2 separate regions of the Homo sapiens genome follow, and region 2 is linked to region 1. The links are chromatin loops, found by intact Hi-C in ENCODE. Cell type or tissue: heart left ventricle. All regions are shown on one strand. Each heading gives the region's core, and the rest is flanking DNA. Links, peaks and the distances in the headings are about the cores only.

Region 1 (9,755 bases), core at 910-8,909:
TCAGTGGAATGGCTTCAGCCTTTACAAACTACGAAAATACCATTCCCATTATTCTAGGTCGCAATGCGAATACCCATCAAAGAAAGAACATGTGCTGTTTCAGCATTATGGTGGGAATTACGATAGTCCCGATAAATGTATCCTGTTAACTTGGCTGTTAGCACATCTTCAACTTTTTACAGTTTTTTAAAATTTGAAAATGATAGGTACACCAGAACAGATGATTTAAATGATCTATTTTGGATGGTATTTGTACTTACATTTTATATCAGGCAGTGAACATCCCTCTTGCCTTAATATAGTAAATAAAATGTTTAATAAAAAGCATTCCAAAATGATCGTACATCAAACAAAACCCATGTATGACACTCAGGCTCTTATTACTTTTTAATAAATGCTTCCTGCACCTCAGGATAGATTAAATACAACTAAAATATATTAAAACACTACTAGAAACTGTTATATTCCAAAACAGGTTGACAGATAAAAGACTTGCTGCAAAAGATGATAAGTCAGCTAAAGCTGTAGAGAAACGAGGTCAACAGGGCACCATTACACTGGATGATGTTAAATGTGAGTAACTGTTTCTTTATGCATACATAAACATACATCTGTACATACATACACATATCCATACATAAACATCCGCCCATCTACATATAACATCCATACATAAACGTATCTTGTGTGACTCTCTAAGGTAGCTCTTTGTCCCTCTCTCAATTGTTCATTTTCTCTTTTCAGTTGTTACTTTGCTTTTGCTACAAGATACTGAGATGCAGCGGATCTGTTCTTTTACAACATTTATGAGGTATCTATTGCTTATGAGTCATTTTAGATCTTTTATCCTTTATTTTTCAGTAACTTCATCTGATAAGTGATGACAAATCTGATTTTTAGAGGAAGAGCGTGAGGCTGGCTCTATGCAAGCCATCCTCTCAGGACCTAGTCACAAAGACTGCGACCAAAGAGTCAGGGAGAGGAAGCCAGAAGTCATGGGAACCCCAGATAAAATCCCAGGGCAAGTAGTATGGAGAGCATGCTGTCAGAGTCTCACATGGACTGTGCTATTTTTATATAATAGTTAAAGGATATACCCATTTACTGGCCAGGTGCGGTGGCTCACGCCTGTAATCCCAACATTTTGGGAGGCCGAGGCAGGTGGATCACAAGGTCAGGAGTTTGAGACCAGACTGGCCAACGTGGTGAAACCCCGTCTCTACTAAAAATACAAAAATTAGCTGGGCGTGGTGGTGGGCGCCTGTAATCCCAGCTACTTGGGAGGCTGAGGCAGGAGAATTACTTGAACCTGGGTGGCGGAGGTTGCAGTGAGCTGAGATTGTGCCAATGCGCTCCAGCCTGGGTGACAGAGCAAGACTCTCTCAGACCAAAAAAAAAGAAAAATACAAACATTAGCCAGGCGTGGTGGCAGATGCCTGTAATCCCAGATACTTTGGCGGCTGAGGCAGGAGAATCGCTTGAACCTGGGAGGCAGAGGTTGCAGTGAGCCAAGATCATGCCATTGCACTTCAGCCTGGGCGACAGAGCAAGACTCCCTCTCAAAAAAAAAAAAAAAAAGATATACCCATTTACTGAAGATCACTTTTCTCTACTAGTTATGTTTGGCAGCCCCAGGATGTGCTAGGTGTGTGACTCTGGGTAAGTTTCTTGACCTTTGTAAGCCTCAGTCTCCTCAGCTACAAAATTGGGAAGTAATTGTGTAATTGTGGGCCCTTTGTATGGCTATGCGTGGCTGTGCCTCACGTGGCCTCAGCACCGCGAACGCTCAGTGAGAGTTGGGTGCCCGATGCCATTTGCACCCCTCCCCATTCCCTCTGCACACACATACAGGCTGCTTGTGGCAACTGCCTGAGACTCGGCCTGAAGGGCTCATTCCACCACAGGCACACACTCAGCCTGACTGCAGGGCAAGTTCAGAGCTAGGGAATCAGTGCCCTAGAAGCAGCCCTCATTCAGTGCCCTGCTGGTGGAGGAGTTGATAGGTAAACTCTTGAGATGTTTTCTACACTGTCTCCCAGAGTCACTGCAGGACTGAACTCCACTTAATTGTTAACAGCCTCTTTGTTGGCTTCCTTTCCTTTCCTGTCTCATTTCCCCACTTTCTTACTGATGTTTCCTGAGATCACTCCCAACTAAACTGTTCACTTTCAAGTATTTGGCCCAGTGTCTGTTGCTGGGGGAACCCAGCCTGAGACAGGGAGTTATTAATATCTTGAAAAGAAAATCTGTAATGCTCACCCTCATCCTGCTCTTTAGGTATAGTTCAGTAAAGCAATGCCAGAGAAAGAATTTCCATCTGGGGCCACAAAGAAGGCAGCAAAAGTCTTGAAAAATATTTAGAAAGAAAACAGTGACTTCTAGTTAAAAACAAATGAGAGAACATTGTAAATCAGTGCAGCCTTTTTGGAGAGCAAGGCACATACACTCTGTGGTAGCAATTTCACTTCTGTCTATAATATTTTTAAAAAAACCAAATACCCACAATAGAAAACTAGGTAAATATGAGGTATAGAATATTCTATTCAGCTCTTTAAAAGAAAGACGGAAATCTACATATAATATCATAGAAAGAGGTCTATGCTACGCAGAAAAGTGACAAAAGCAAGTTGCAAAGAATTGTATGTATAGTATTACGCCACTTATTACCAAAAAACATTTTGAAGGCATATATTCATGTACATGTGTATATGTTGGTGGAGGAGGATGTTACATGTGATTGTCTATGTTTTCGAAAGTTTAGAAAGGATTCATACCAAACTCTTTTTTTTTCTTTTTTTGAGATGGAGTCTCGCTCTTTTGCCCAGGCTGGAGTGCAGTGGCACAATCTCAGCTCATTGCAACCTCCACCTCCTGGGTTCAAGCGATTCTCCTGCCTCAGCCTCCCAACTAGCTGGGATTACAGGGATGCACCACCACGCCCGGCTAATTTTTGTAATTTTTAGTAGAGATGGGGTTTCGCCAGGCTGGTCTCGAACTCCTGACATCAAGTTATCCACCCACCTTGGCCTCCCAAAGTGCTGGGATTACAGGCATGAGCCACTGTGCCTGGCCCATACCAAACTCTTAATAGTGGTTACCACTAGGGAGTAGGATGGTGACAGAGGTAGGAGGAGAGAATTTTTACTTGATACATTTCTCTACATTTTTTAAACAATGGAAATATATTGTATAATAACTTTTTAAAAATTAAAATTAATTAGTAAGCACAACTATAAGAATTTAGTGTTTGACCTCTCCAAAAGTTTTACTTACAAAAACCAGATTTCTTAAATTTTTAAATATATAGTAGATATAATTTTAAGTGGTAAATTAGTTCTTTGATAGGCATGATAACATAGTTTTCTACTTATTCTTGTGTTGTGTGCTCATATATTTTTTATGAGAAATCTTACATTTGAAATAGGTTAGCATTGACTCTTTTTTTGTTGTTTCAAATCTCCCCATAGGAATAAGAATCTTGATAATTTCCTCATGGCATTATTGTACTACTTATCCCATTACTTGGAAAAAAACTCACTGGAAAAGAAACCCAAAAGCTATATGGTGTAAGTAAGATTTTATAGTGTGCTTTAGAGTTTTATCACTGCCAGTATTAAAAGTAACTTTTGTCTAGGATAAAGAGATGATGGAAATTTTTAAATCTTTGAGATGTACTAAGACATTTTACATGGGAAGAGTGTGTCAGTTTTTAAAGCTCACTGGATAATTTATATGTGTAGTCCAGCAACAAAATATTCCAACTGATACAGACTAGCATTGCACAGTAATGAGATAATGAAAGCCATGTATGTAATTTTAAATTTCTGGTAAACATATCTTAAAAATGTAATAAGATACATGTGAAATTAATTTTAATAGTGTCTTTTATTTAACCCAGTGATGCAAAAAATATTATCATGCAACAGTAGTTGATATATCAAGTTATTAATGAGATGTGTTACTTTTTTGTAGTAAGTCTGGTGTCTATTTTATACCTATAATATATCTCAATTCATACTAGACACATTCTCAGTAGCCACATGTGGCTAGTGGCAACCATCTTGAAGGTGCAGATATAGTTGTTGTTTGTGTGCTTTTTATGCTTACAAAGTTCTTGCTAAAGGGCTTGTAAGCATCCAATTAAAAAAAATCTAAGAATTAAAAAAATTAATATATTTGGCCAAAGTGGCATTCCACATCACAGGAAAAAAAATTCAAGGTTTCTTAGGCTACTTATAAAGAATTTAAATGCTTTAGCTTTAGGCAGAAGTGGCGCAGAGGTGTACACCAGGGCAAGAATCTGGGAACTCAGAATACAGAGCAGAACAATGCCTCTCAGCCTTGGTGACCTTTTGCAAGCCATGGAACTTTCCACACGCCAGGCTGCCCTCCCCAGTACGTGTGGAACCAACCCAATGATTTAGCTGTTAGGAATGCTGGGTAGAGTAATTAAGTTGTTGCTGCAGGATGTTTTCAAAATGCAAAACCCTGTATACAATCAAGCAGTTGGAAAAACATCTTATGGATAGAATAAATGTATCTGGATAGTTTTGTAAAGAACCAAATAAATAATTTAAAAACTCTTGTTCCTGTAAAGCCATCATAATATACAATATCAGTGTTATTTTGGGACTGTATTTCACAACAGGGCAGCCAGAGCATGAAATGTTTCTATGGTAGCAAGCAAAAGGGTTTAAAGCCAGCTGTGGACTTAGAAGGTTTGAAGATTCTTACTATTTCCAAATGAAACGTAATTAGACATTTTTGGCACTTTGGCTTATTACATTTTTTTATCGTATTTCCTCTTCTGAGGCTTATTGCTAATCTGGCAAAAAGATTTGTTTAATTTCTTTTTTCTTTTCTTTTTTTTTTTTTGAGTTGGAGTCTGGCTCTGTCACCCAGGCTGGGGTGCAGTGGTGCAATCTCGGCTCACTGCAACGTCCACCGCTCAGGTTCAAGTGATTTTCCCACCTCAGCCTCCTGAGTAGCTGGGATTACAGGAGCCCACAACCACGCCCAGCTAATTTTTATATTTTTAGTAGAGATGGGGTTTCACCATGTTGGCCAATCTGGTCTCGAACTCCTGACCTCAGGTGATCTGCCTGCCCCAACCTCCCAAAGTGCTAGGATTACAGGTGTGAGTAACCGTGCCTGGCCTACTTTCTTAATTGATAAGAATAGATAATAAGACAGGTTTTCTAGTTGAAGATGCACTAAACATACTAGAACACAGTGGTATAAGGTAGACTGTTCCTTAGAAGGAATCAGTTACTCAGATTGACAAAAACAAACCAATTGAAGCCTTAAAAGTATGGATTTTGGCCGGGCACGGTGGCTCATGCCTGTAATCCCAACACTTTGGGAGGCCAAGGCGAGTGGATCACGAGGTCAGGAGTTCGAGACCAGCCTGACCAACATGGTGAAACCCCATCTCTACTAAAAATACAAAAATTAGCCAGGCGTGGTGGCACACTCCTGTAATCCCAGCTCCTCAGGAGGCTGAGGCAAGAGAATCACTTGAACCTGGGAGGCAGAGGTTGCAGTGAGCCGAGATGGCACCATTGCACTCCAGCCTGGGCGACAGAGCGAGACTCCGCCTTAAAAAAAAAAAGTATGGAGTTTATGGTGTGATTCTAAAAATAAAAATTACAACTTTTTATTTTCAGGCTTCCTGTGGTCAGTTGGTTTACTTACTATAATAGAATTAAATATTGATTGCATTGAGGTATCTGCACAGAAGAAAAAAACTGATTTCAAATACCAAGATAGAGCATAGGGATAGTAATAGCATTTAATTCACAGAGTTATTATACAGAAGTAGATGAGACAGTGTATCTTAACCCAGTGCATGGCACTTGGGAGGAAAGCCTACAGCCGTGAGAGGAAAGCAGAAAAGGGTGAAGATGGATGGCAACGGTACACTTAATTGATGTCAGGTGATTAAAAGCCCTACTTCCAAAAGAAGAAGCCTTATCCCTATTTTACAGATGAAGAAATTAAGGCTCACAGAGGTTAAATAGTTTGTTGGGGATTACGTACCATACCTAGGAGATGACATTACAGTTCCTAGGTGGAACTGATATTAGAACCCAGGTCTGTTTAACTCCAAGGCTTGTGCCTTAATCACTGTACAACATGCCCAGCACTTCCCACCAATCAACTGCACTGTTTTCCAGAGTTTATCTGTCCGTAATTAGAATTTTTAGCTTCTGAACAATTATGTATGTACTGTTTGTTTGTTTGTTTGTTTGTTTGTTTGTTTGAAACGGAGTCTTGCTCCATCAACCAAGCTGGAGTGCAGTGGCACAATCTCGGCTCACTGTAACCTCTGCCTCCCGGGTTCAAGTGATTCTCCTGCCTCAGCCTCCTGAGTAGCTGACACTACAGGCATGTGCTACCATGCCTGGCTAATTTTTTATATTTTTGGTAGGGATAGAGTTTCACCATGTTGGCCAGGCTGACCTTGAACTCCTGACCTCAGGTGATCCACCCACCTCAGCCTCCCAAAGTGCTGGGATTATAAGCCTGAGCCACCGTGCCCAGCCTGTATGTACTTTTAAACATAATATCATATGTACTTTCAAGTTACTATAATCTTCATAATTATAATTTTTAATGGTAGCATAGTTTTCCATCAAGCCAATGTGTGTGAATTGACTTACCTACTAAGAGGCAGTATATTATAGTGGTTAAGGGTACAGATTTTGATGCTTGGGTTACATCTCGTGGAAGACTCACTCATAAGTTAGGTTAATAAGCATCAAGTCCTTAAACAATACCTGACCGTATTGCTGCTCCCTTTATCCTTCTGTATTAGTCTGTTCTCATGTTTCTAATAAAGACATACCCAACTGGGTAATTTATAAAGGAAAGAGGCTTAATGGACTCACAGTTCCACATGGCTGCGGAGGCCTCACAATCATGGTGGAAGGCGAATGAGGAGCAACAGCATGTCTTACATGGTGGCAGGCAAGAAAGCATGCGCAGGGGAACACCCCTCATAAAACTATCAGATCTCATGAAACTTATTCACTATCATGAAACAGCATGGGAAAGACCCGCCACGATGATTCAGTTACCTCCCATTGGGTCCCTCCCATGACACATGGGAATTATGGGAGCTACAATTTAAGATGAGATTTGGGTGGGGACACAGCCAAACCATATCACCTTCTATTTTATATATTTTGGCAGTTTCTAATTTTTCTGATATATAAATAATGATTGCATTGAATATCCTCATGCATAAAAGTTTCCTCCTAATTTTGGATGATTTTTTTAAAAGAATAAATTTCCAGGAGAGATGATATTGGATCAAAATTTATGATAATTTCTATGGCTCTTGAAATTATTTTCAGTTTTTTTCCCCAAAGGATTATGCCAATTTTCTGTTACAAGCAATGCATAAGCGCATCCGTTTCAACAAAATTTTGTCAGCATTATTGTTTGCACTTTTAAAGAATGTGCTTTAAAAGTGAACCACTAACTGGCTTTGTATTTAAGGCAGTTTTACAAAATTAGATGAAAACAGTATGGGGGAATGGTTTCCAGACACAGAAATGTGGTGCAAACAGGCCACCTCTGCCTGGAGTTTTGTATATAGGTTAGCTTCTCTTGAGTATTTTTTTTTCATAGCTTTTTCCTTTTTTTTCCATTTCAACACATCAGTTCTTTATGTATATGTGCATATGGGGTCTAGGGACCACTTGCCTTGGAATCATTTGGGAAGATTGTTTTAAATTTCCTGGGCTAGACCCAGACTCCTGAGCCAGAATCTTGGAGAGAGGGTTGCACTGGGAATTTGCACTGTTAGCAAGTATCCCCAGTGATTCTTTCATAATTCATAGGTTTATTAAAACTTGAGAAGCATTGGCCTAAAAGCTTCAAGGCATTCCTTGGTGGCTGTAGTTTGATTTGGTTGTTTTCTACAGCAAAAGAAGAATATTAGCTACTGGCAGCTCTGGCAGAGTAGGGTGACCAGTGAGGGTGGAGCTGCTGAAGGAAACAGGCACAGGGGTGTGGCCACTGGGGTGCATCTGGAGGGGTGTGTTTGGGTTATATCCTCCATGCCATGAGGGGAAGGGGGTGTATTAAGGATAATACAGTTTGTCTTTGTATTAAGGATAATAATAACTGTTCTTGCTGACTTCATGGAGTCAGTCCAATGGTTATATCAGAAGGGGCAGTCATTTGTCCCTGTTTAGAGTAAATATCATTTGGTGTCTAGTGACACCTCACTTTTCCATAAGAGTACAACTCACTTTTCAATAACAGTACATTGGAATGTATCATCAGCAATATTTCCTACTGTATTGTATAGCAGAAACTTAAAATTTGGCTTCAGACATGCTGTAACCTAAGAACAGTTTGTCTTTGTGAAAGTTCATTTGCAATTCAATTGGAACTGCAGCTGGTTTCACAGGGAAGCAGTGTTATTGTAACTGATGCCAAAGTTCCCAGAGTAGTAGTTCACAGATGCCTTCTTAGCAAACACAGCTACACTCAAAATGGAGAGTTGGTCCTTGTTCACATGTTGAGCCCCCAAGCTCAGTAGTGACATAGGGAACGCAGGGGAAGCTGAGGTACGTAGCCTCCACGGTTGTTTTAGGAAAATAGCAGGAAAGTAGGCTGCTAACCGCCTGAGCAACCAGTATAGATAATTTGTTAATTGAGCTGTTCTATATAAATTAGGACTACCTGCATATAAAATTGAGGATACATAACATAATCTATTAAAAAAGCGAAAATAGGCCGGGTGTGGTGGTTCATGCCTGTAATCCCAGCACTTTGGGAGGCCAAGGTGGGTGGATCACTTGAGGTCGGGAGTTCAAGACCAGCCTGGCCAACATGGTGAAACCCTGTCTCTACTAAAAATACAAAAATTAGCCAGGCATGGTGGTAGGCACCTGTAATCCCAGTTACTCGGGAGGCTGAGGCAGGAGAATTCCTTGAACCCGGGAGGTGGAGGTCTCAGTGAGCCGAGTTCATGCCACTTGCACTCCAGCTTGGGCGACACAGCGAGACTCTGTCTCAAAAAAAAAAAAAAAAAAAAAAAAAAAAAAAGCAAAAATACACCATAAGCTTGAGATGCTGATTCCAATGATTAAATATGAAGGGACTTTAAGGATTTTCCTATACCATTGCTTAAATAACATAAACTCATTGGTAAGTGAAGTCTGTTGACTCACTTGTATTTCTTTCAGAATAGTTTATGGCTGGGCACACTGGCTCACGCCTGCCATCCCAACACTTTGGGAGGCCAAGGGGAGGATCACTTGAGTCCAGGAGTTCAAGATTAGCCTGGACAACAGAGTGAGACCCTGCCTCTACACAAAATAAAAAAAGATTAGCCAGGCATGGTGGCATGCGCCTATGAGGCAGGAGGATTGCTTGAGCCCTGGAGGTTGAGGCTGCAGTGAGCTGTGATCGCACCACTGCACTCCAGCCTAGGTAGCAGAGCAAGACTCTGTCTTAAAGAAAAGAAGAAAAGTTTATAATTCTGACTTTTTGCTAGTTAATATAGGCACTTATGACAATTAACCCAAATTCTCTTTTTTTTGTCCTCCCCATCAGAGGCCTTGTAGAGAAAAAAGAAATGGAATTGGTTTTAAGTGAATTAGAAGCAGCACAGAGGTACTTGGCGCAGAAGTACTGTATCCTTGTGCTGGGCTTGGCCGTGCCGGATAAGCATCACATGTGCTGTGGAAAGTAAGCAGATACTTACACTTCATTAGATCATCACTCCATCATAGACT
Region 2 (9,755 bases), core at 1,238-9,237, 44 kb after region 1:
TTGTAAGAAATAATACACAGAGATCCCGTGAAAGCTTTACCCAGTTTCTCCCAATGGTAGCATCTTGCAAAATTATAGTGCAATTTTACAGTGGATATTGATATTGAACCAGTCAAGACATAGGACATGGCAGGGCATGGTGGCTCATGCCTATAATCCCAGCATTTTGGGAGGCCAAGGCGGGAGGATTGCTTGAGCCCAGGAGCTTGAGACCACCCTGGGCAACATACTGAGACCCCACCTCTACTAAAAAAAAAAAAAAAAAAAAATAGCCGGGCGTAGTGGTGCACACCTGTGGTCCCAGCTACTTGGGAGGCTGAGATGGGAAGATCACTTGAACCCAGGAGGTTGAGGCTGCAGGGAGCTGTGATCATGCCACTGCACTCCAGCCTGGGTGATGCAGCAAGACCCTGTCTAAAACCACCACCACCACCATCAACAACAACAACAAAAACCAAGAGTCCCTCATGTTTTATAGCCACATACACTTCTTATTTCAAGAATGTTGTATGCATGGATTCATTTAGCATGTAATTTACTGGGATTGACTTTTTTACTCAGCATGATTCTCTGGAAATTCCACCCAGGTTGTTGCATTTATCAATAGTTTACTTTTATCGCTAACTAGTATTCTATTATGTGAATGTACCATAGTTTGTTTAATTTGTCCTTTGTAAGTCATCTGTGTTATTTCCAGTTTGGGGCTATTACAAATAAAGCTGCAAACATTCATCTACAGGTTTTTTTGTGTGTGAACGTTAAGTTTTCATTTCTCTGAGCTTATACCTTTTATAGTGAATTGTATTAGGTAGATGTATATAATCATAAATAAGGACTGCCTACTTTCTTTGTATCATGATTGTTATGAGCATGCTATTATCCTTTGTCCTCAGAGCCTCCCACTCTCTAACTCCTCTGTGGTCTAGAAGAAGCAGGTGAAACTTGCAAGGGTTACATGGTTTGTTTGTGGTTCCAGCAAAGCCAGAATTCTGATTTATATCCCTGATTCCTGGCTGAGTATGAAAATGACTGCAATTATTAATATATAGTTGCTATTTGCTTTTTCTCTCCAGAACCCTGGTCAATATGAGCCATGTTTGGTTTCAAGTTGCTTGCTTAGGAAAGGTTCAGAGATGTGATTGGACATTCTTTGATGTGACAAAACAAACATTTCAATAGAGATGGAAGTTCAATTGACTCCTAGTCCCACTTTATCTGGACCTAACATTTGAAGTTAAGATGATAACTTCATGGAATTATAGCTTTATAAAAATCTCTGCTAAAAAGAATGCTCAATTTAGAGAAAGGGACAGAACTAGTCTACCGTGAAACCCAAGCCATGCATTTTTTTTGAAGCCACATCTGACAAGCCTTCAATGGAAGAATAGAGAATGAGAAAGCATGTGCACCTTTTCATTTTTGAGGTTTGAAAGTGACACATACAGCTAAATGCCGCTTTCACTCTCTCTGCCTACATTGATGTAATATCTAGCAATTAAATTATGTTTGCTCATTTATTTCTTTTAGTATTCTGCTCACTCTGTGCCAGGGACTGGGTTGGAGGCTGGAAATCCAGAGATTAATAAGGTGCTCTTCCTATGCTTAAGAGGCTCACAGTCCAGAGGGAAGAACAGGTGCATATCTAAATGGTTACAAGAGGATGTGCTAAGTGCTACTGCAAAGTCCTCAAGTGGCTGTGGTACCAGAAGCAGCATCTAGTGACCACGGGTGGTAGCAGCAGGGGGTTCATTGGACTGGCCAGTCGTGCGGCCTTGCTTGTGGCTGTGGCTAGTTGTCCACCCTCCCTTTATTCTTGTCTGTTTTCTTAGCCATTCTGGAGACTGAACCCAATATTCTTTTTACCCAGTAATTTATCTTTCTGTTTAAATCAGCCAATCTTGATTGATAGGCTGTTAGTATCAGTCTCTTGGGAATACTTCCAGAATTATTTTCTGCATGTAAGGACTAAGCTTCATCTACTTGTGAATATCTTCAAATATTTCCATATAAGCTGGTAAATAGACACTGCTCCAGGCCCCTGAGACCCAGCCACTCTGGCCCCTTTTCTGGGACCCCCTTCTTTACAATCATCTAAAGGGTTATGCCATGCACAGATGTTCTGGCACTACAGGTGGCATTCTTTCTGATTGGTGCCTGTCGTGAGTTACTACACACAACACACACGCACACACACACGATATATATGTGTTACATGTATGTGTGTATAGTATAGTAAGTATATATAAGTATGTATACATAACAAATTTATGTCAAATGGAAACTTACTACACATTCTGTATGGCTAATGTGAGATCTTTCCATATTAACATGTTTAGATTTAATTAATTTTAAAGAAGATTGCTTGGTATTCTATTACATGGATTTAATCATAATCAATTTAAACAATTTGGGGGAGGTTTTAACTAATAGAGATGCCCTGCCTCCACCTCTCAATACCACCATAATGGTGGAGATTAGAGAGGGGTTGACCATACACATTTACCAAATGCTCCTCAGGTGGTTTTACTCATCAGCTAGGCCTGGGATTTATTGGCATAAACAGTACATCCTACAAATAGGAAAGCAAACAAGAAGGCCTAGAACTTCCTTTTTTAAAAAAAGCCTGTCTTTACTTTTCTAGGAGACAACATCTAAAATAAATAGTACAATAACCTGTGTTTAAAGACTTCCAGTACTTCAGTTTATAGTTGCCCTGGCTTGCTACCAGATTGTAATTTTTTCACTGCTAGGCAGTAATTAAAAGGAACAGCAGCCTAGGAGCAGACTTGGGGTAGGGCCCTCTCAGTAGGTTCCAGATATCCAGGCCAAACTTTTTGCTTCCAAAGAACATTGCTGTCCCTCCTGTATTTAGGGTAAATTCAGCTTTGGTTGTCCTCCAGGAACTGAAGCCAAACAGCAGCATTTCTTCAGACTTGGAAATGAGTTTTGATTGTTTCTTCATAAAACGGCATAAAGCTCAGATAACCAACTGCAGTTCTTGGAAATAATTAAAATGTGTACTCAGCTCATCACTCCCATGGTATCTGGAAGCCAGGAAAGTATATTTATGGGAAAAGATGTTTATATAAATAGCTTCCTCAGTGACCCACATGATAGAATTGAGAAAAAGCATCTTGTGTTTGATGAATGATACCAAATTAGGTGGAGTTGCTAACATCCCAGACAGTGAGAACTAAACTCAATATGTCCCTTTCAGATTGGCCTTGGCAAACTAAAAAAACAAAACAGGAAAAGAAAAAAGATCCATACCACAAATTCAAGATGAAAAATGACTTATAAGAGCTACTGTTTAAAAAAATATTATGGAGTTTTCAAAGTTAGCAGTTGTATCACAAGTACAAAATGACTCAGCAATAGAGAATCACTAGGAATGCTGGAATGTTAATGAGGAAAAGATAAGCCAACCTCCTGAATCCTCTTCCCATGTATGGCATTGGTCAGGCCCTAACTGGAGAACACCCCCATGCCATTTTGAACTTTATCATTTAGAAAGTCTACCCCCGAAAATAAAGTGTATCCCAAAAACTATAGGTGACTTAAGAGATGGGGTGAGAGGATCTCTTGGAGAAATTTTAAGCTAATTGGAATTGTTTAAACTACAGAAGGAAAACTCAGAAACAACTTAAAAACTGGTCTTCAAATACTCATGGTGAGATTATAAAGAGAGTGCTGAATATCTTTTTCTGTCTTCCACAGCGGACGCAACTGGAAATCAAGAGCTAACTATGTGATCATTCAGATTACACTAGATGTAAGGACATGTTCGCTTGAGGCAGATTGACTGGGCGACTTAGAGTATAGTCCATGGTGCTAAACAGAGCATGGACTCTGGGGCCTGGGTTCAGATCCCAGCTCCACCACTCACCACCTCTGAGGCCTTGGGTAGGTTCCTTAATCTCAAGCTGCCTCAGTTTCCCCATCCAAGAAGTTGGGAGGGCAATAGTCTCTGCCTCCTACGTGTGTGGGAAGGATGGCATGAGATGATAGATACAAAGCCCCAAGGAGTGTGTGATTATTGGCTGATCACTAAGGATCTAGAACAGACCCCTGGAGAGGATCCTTGACTCTATTCCCAGCCGTTTAAAAGACTGTCTCAAACTTATCGTTAAATTTATAGTTCTGCTTTGAGTCAACTCTGTCAACAACACATGGTGTCTATGTTAAACATCTCACTGACACAATATTTTAGGCATAATGTGAAAATTGCCTCATTCTATCACATTTTTATATCACAAAATTATATATCTTATACACCAGCTGTGGCTGCCTTGCACACAATACACATATTCAATCACATGGTTTGCAAACCCGGATGTGGCTTATGAGAATATTTGGTTCTTGGCCTTTTGATTACCAAATGCTCCTTATCACATACCCCAGAGCATATCTGTGCCTAAATTTTGTGTTACTGTGCCAGTTTAATTCAATTCAAATAAATTGCATTCCATTGAACTGAACATTATTAAGGACCTGTGCTAGGCCTCTAGAGAGACAAATAACTCTTGTTCCCTGCCTTTAGAGATTTCACAGACTAACAAGGAAAGGAAGAAACAAAAATAGCTCCTTTTACTATCAAGTGATAGATGCCATATTTCAGGTGCAAATTGCTATGGAAGCACACACTTTGATTGATGGTTTTTGCCTGGGGAAATCACTAAAGGCTCACAGAAGCCCACTTACATGAGCTTGCAGAAAGTCAGGGAGAGAAGAGGGCATTTCTCAAGGTGAAGCTGAGAGGGGGGTCTAGGGAGTGAGAGTTTCTGCCAAGTCCAGGGACAGGCACTCGTGGCTGGAGCACAGAGCATGATGGTACAGGCAAAAGTCACCTGCCAATGGTACATGGGTCATTCATTCCAGGGGCTGGTTGCAGCGGGTGATACTCCCTGGCTCTGCTAGAGCCCTGTTCTGCCTTGGTGTTGGTCAGTAAGCAATCTGGGAATGGAATAAGTTATCTCTTCCAGTTCCTCTCCTGCCCTGTGTGTTGAGAAGTTATTCATGTTAAGTCACATGGACTCCATTGTCTAATAGAGAAAAAAAATCCACATTTCATGATTGTGGTCTTAGGGAAGTAATGCACCTTTTATGGATCAAGAATAGTTGAACAAGCACTGGATTTAGAATCAGCTTCTAGGCCTGTGTTCAAATCTCAGCTCTGCCTCTTAGTGGTGCATTACCCTGGGTAGGCTGTTATTAGTACCCAAGTTTTCTGAATAATGACTTGATCATGCCCAGAGGACTGCGTTAAGGTTGGAATGAGAGATTGCATGTGAAAGCAGATGGCATAAAGTAGAAGCTTTCTTCATGTTTGAGGGATTTTTGTACTGTTACTATTGTATTTTACCTAAGCAGTGTTGGTATAGTGCTATGACATCCCAAATGAAAACTAACATAAAGCAGTATTCAAAGGAAACAAGAAGTCAGAGGCCATGGGCTTAAGCTGTACCTCTGCCTTACAGAGGATTTCAGAGTAAGAATCCTGCTGTGTGTGTGTGTGTGTGTGTGTGTGTGTGTGTTTACAACCATTCTTACGCATTTGGACCAAGACCATTTTCTAAATAGCAGAACACCAAATGCCAACACAAGATGTCCTGTCTCTGATGAAACGAGTGGGAGGAAACTCTTTCCTTAAACCCTGTTTCTAAGGGTTCTGGTAATACCACCTCAAACCCACAGAAGCATGTTAGAAGTAGGTACTCATTCCAGTTTATTCTATGTCCCAAATAGATGAAAGTATAGAATACAAGTAATGTGGAAGAATTCAAGAAGCTCCAACCCCCTGAATGTTGTTACTAAGTTTTTCATGACCAGAACGATAGGGAGAAATCGTAGAACAAGGAGGGCATGGAGGAGGAAAACTGCAGGCTGAGGACACCAGGTGCCCCTGCAGATTCAGGCTGAGCAGTGGTTAGGGGAGCTCCTTAAATTTCCCTTCAGGCAGCGTATTTGTTCTCTCTCAGATATTTTCATAAATAATAAGCGAATCCTGTGATAAATCAGCCTCTCCTGGGGTTGCAAGAAGGGTAGTGGCTGTGCCACTGACGAGGCCGGTCCCAGCCCAGCAGGCTCAGGACCCTGAAGGGACAAAGCTGCATGTATGTTCTCAGGCACCAGCAAGACTAGAAATGGCAGACAGCTCCAGCATGATTAACAGGAAATCATTCTTTTCAGAGCTGGGCTGGGAAGAGGCAGCTGAAGGAAGAGTGTTCAGTGCTTTCCTAGGACACAAGGTCAAGGTTTTTTTCAAAGTAAATGACAGATTGTCCTTTGTCCATCCGTGGCTAAATGATACCCGAAGCCCCAGGAGGAATAGTTGGTACCTGTCACGAGACTCCATGCCCTTGTCACATGCTCATGTCAGTTCCTAAAATGAGAATGTGATGAGGCAGCCCTGTGTCCCCGCCCCTGACCTCTGGCTTACTCCCCAACTTTCACCCCCTTCTCTTCTCTGGTGTCTGGTTTCACAGATGCCAAATAAAAATCTCATTGATGCTGCTTTTGGGATCATTGGAGCTGAATAAACTGAAGTTTTCCTTTGTGATACCTTTAGAGAAGAGTTTGCTAAATAAATGAACAAAGTAAAATGTTGTCAGAGGAAGGGAGGATTTAACCCATTTAAAATAATAAATGTACCAAAAAGACTTTAATGCAGGTTGATGTGTTAGTCCTTGGTGATACATGGGTTTTTCTGTTTTTTAAAATTATGGCTAATCTCTGACAGACACAATGCTGAGAAAGATTATGCATTAAAAAATAGGAAGGAAGGAAAAGAAAAAAGGTTGTATCTTGAGTTTATTTAGAAACAGTACTGTGATTGATTAGCAATGTCTGCCCTGGGCTTAATAGGCCAGGTAGGTATTTGCTTCCTTGATAGTGCTCAAATCCCTTTTAGAAACAGAGCTATATAGAAAATAAATAGTCCGGGTGCAGTGGCTCATACCTGTAATCCCAGCACTTTGGGAAGCCAAGGTGGGCGGATCACCTGAGGTCAGGAGTTCAAGACCAGCCTGGCCAACGTGGCAAAACCGCATGTCTACTAAAAATACAAAAATTAGCCAGGCGTGGTGGTGGGCACCTGTAATCACAGCTACTTGGGAGTCTGAGGCAGGGAGAAGCGCTTGAACCCAGGAGGCGGAGGCTGCATTGAGCCGAGATCGCGCCATTGCACTCCAGCCTGGGAATCAGAGCAAGACTCTGTCTCACAAAGAAAAATAAATAAATAAATAAATAAATAAATAAATAAAAAGAATGTAAGCAAATAGCATTAAGTAAGCATTTATTATGTTCTGGACCTATGCTAGGTACTTTAAATAAATTTTTCATTTGATTCTTTTTTCTTTTTTTTGAGACAGGGTCTCACTCTGTTGCCCAGGCTGTGGCGTGCAGTGGTGAGGTCACAGCCCACTGTAGCCTTGACCTCCCGGGCTCAAGTGATCCTCCCACCTCAGCCTCCTCATTAGTTGGGACCACAGGTGCATGCCACCATGCCCAGCTAATTTTTCTATTTTTTGTAGAGATGAGTTTTTGCCATGGTGTCCAGGCTGGTCTCAAATTCCTGGGCTCCACCCACCTCAGCTTCCCAAAGTGCTAGGATGGTAGGCATAAGCCTCTGTGATTCTTATGGTAAGAAGAATGGTAAGCCTGATTCTTGTGGTACTTTGAAAAGTCAGAATGATCATCCCAATTTACAAATGAAGAAATAAATTCTATAGAGGTTACACTGAGAAAGGCCACGCAGCCAGTTAGTGGTAGAGTCAAGTTTCAAATACAGGTTTCGTTGGCTCCAAAGTCCACACTCTTTTGATGAAAATAATATGAAACTCTACTGGCAAGACATAAAAAGAATCATTAATTTGGGTTCAGTATGCATGGGAACACTTTCAATTAACATAGTTTAAGTGGAGATAAAGTGGAATAACAAAAAATGTTAATACTCAATTCACAAGAAGACAAGAGAAAAAAATAACAAGGATGTAACAAATGGAAAACAACTAGTAAGTTGGTAGCTTTAAATCCAACATATCCATAATTACATTATATTACACAGTCTGAATCATCCTAGTTCGAAGGAAGAAGTTGTCAGATTGAATATAAAAAGGTAGATCCAACTCAAGCTGCCTATGAAGAGAAACAGATTAAAAGTAAAAGGATGGAGAGGGATAAAACATGCTGGCCTTAATCAAAAGAATGACGGAGTAGATTTCAAAACAAGGAATATTGACAGGGTTAAGAGGTATATTACCCTATGATAGAGGAGTAGATTTCTCAAGAAGGTCTAACAATCCTAAATGTGTATGTACCTAACAACAGAGTCTCAAAGCACATAAAACAAAAACTGATAGTAATGGAGGAAACAGAAAAATCCATAATTACAGATGGAGATATCAAAAGAACAAATACACAAAGCAGACAGAAAAATAGTAAGAATAGAGAAGACCTAAAGAGCCCTATCAACCAACTTAACCTAATTGACATTTATTTACAGTACATTCTACCCAACTACAGTAGATACTGATTCTTTTCAAATGCACACAAAATATGTCCCACTATAATTTGGGCCATAAACGAATGTTAGCGAATTTAAAAGAACTGAAATCAAAGTATGTTCTCTGACCACTACGGAATTAAACCAGAAATCAACAAGAGAAAGATACTGGAAAATCCCTTAGTATTTGGAAATTAAACAATATACTTCCAAATACCCTATGGACCAAAGAATAAATCACAAGGGAAATTAGAAAATATTTTGAATTGAATAAAATAGCCTAAAATACTGACACTTTACAAAGCCCACCTGGTCTTAATTAGTACGGTTTGCCTGCAGGTTAAAAGCAATGTGCGATTGTGGCAATTTTATTAAAATAGGAGCAAGGAACTGAGCTCTCAGTCTCTAAAATAAAGAGCAGATGGGCCAGGTGCAGTGGCTCACGTCTGTAATCTCAGCACTTTGGGAGGCTGAGGCGGGTGGATCACCTGAGGTCGGGAGTTCAAGACCAGCCTAAGCAACATGGAGAAACTCCGTCTCTACTAAAAATACAAAATTAGCCGGGCATGGTGGCCCATGCCTGTAGTCCCAGCTACTTGGGAGGCTGAGGTAGGAGAATCGCTTGATCCCGGCAGGCGGAGGTTGCAGTGAGCCGAGATCAAGCCATTACACTCCAGCCTGGGCAACAAGAGCGAAACTCTGTCTCAAAAAATAAATAAATAAATAAATAAATAAATAAATAAATAAATAAATAAAGAGCAGATAATGCCTGTAGGACACCCTCCCCTTCAACTTCCCCTCTTCCTGCATCACTGGTTCTGTCCAGGTTTCAGATCATAAGTGCATTTTTGTGAACACACACAATGGAATCTCACTCCAGACATCATACCAGTGTTAGGTATTTCTGGGAAAGCTTGTTGCCCACAGTAAAATCGATTTGCAATAAACCAAGAGGCAGAAGGGTCTCTTCTCAATGAGCAGGAGTCAGCTGTCACACTGGCTCTGAGCAAACTTCTGTAGACAGCCAGAGGCCTGCAGGAAATTGATTCCATCACCATGGGTGAGACAGCCAGAACCGGGCTTAGACAACAGGAAAAACGAACCTAGATATGAGAATGTATAGATTACATGTTGTTAACAGTAATAACAACACTTATGTACTGCTTACGCTGTTCCAGGCATTATCTCTTTAATCTTTACAGCAACCTACGAGATAGGTCCATTCTGCAGAGGGGAGATTGAGGCAAAGCGA

The links. Peaks named below come from ENCODE experiments on the same cell type or tissue, not always from the same donor. Only the 100,000 strongest peaks of a DNase experiment are listed, where the experiment ranks them.
Region 2: it touches region 1 in a loop (2.0-fold over the local background); 8 of 110 quality-filtered maps call a loop at or near these places.

What each region holds. Positions count from the first base shown.
Region 1 is chr14:64,564,882-64,574,636 of GRCh38, forward strand. PPP1R36 (protein phosphatase 1 regulatory subunit 36) reads left to right here. Exons shown (of 12, transcript NM_172365.3): 5 at 476-573; 6 at 745-811; 7 at 3,468-3,566; 8 at 9,574-9,708. Among named protein-coding and RNA genes, the nearest start is that of PPP1R36, 20 kb to the left of the region's middle. RefSeq lists an enhancer at 8,265-8,801 and a silencer at 8,290-8,584. In heart left ventricle, for the core only: no CTCF peak of the experiment used is centred there; a DNase peak (open chromatin) is centred at 4,370; H3K27ac peaks cover 3,708 bases.
Region 2 is chr14:64,608,837-64,618,591 of GRCh38, forward strand. No RefSeq gene overlaps it. Among named protein-coding and RNA genes, the nearest start is that of PPP1R36, 64 kb to the left of the region's middle. In heart left ventricle, for the core only: no CTCF peak of the experiment used is centred there; no DNase peak of the experiment used is centred there; H3K27ac peaks cover 2,266 bases.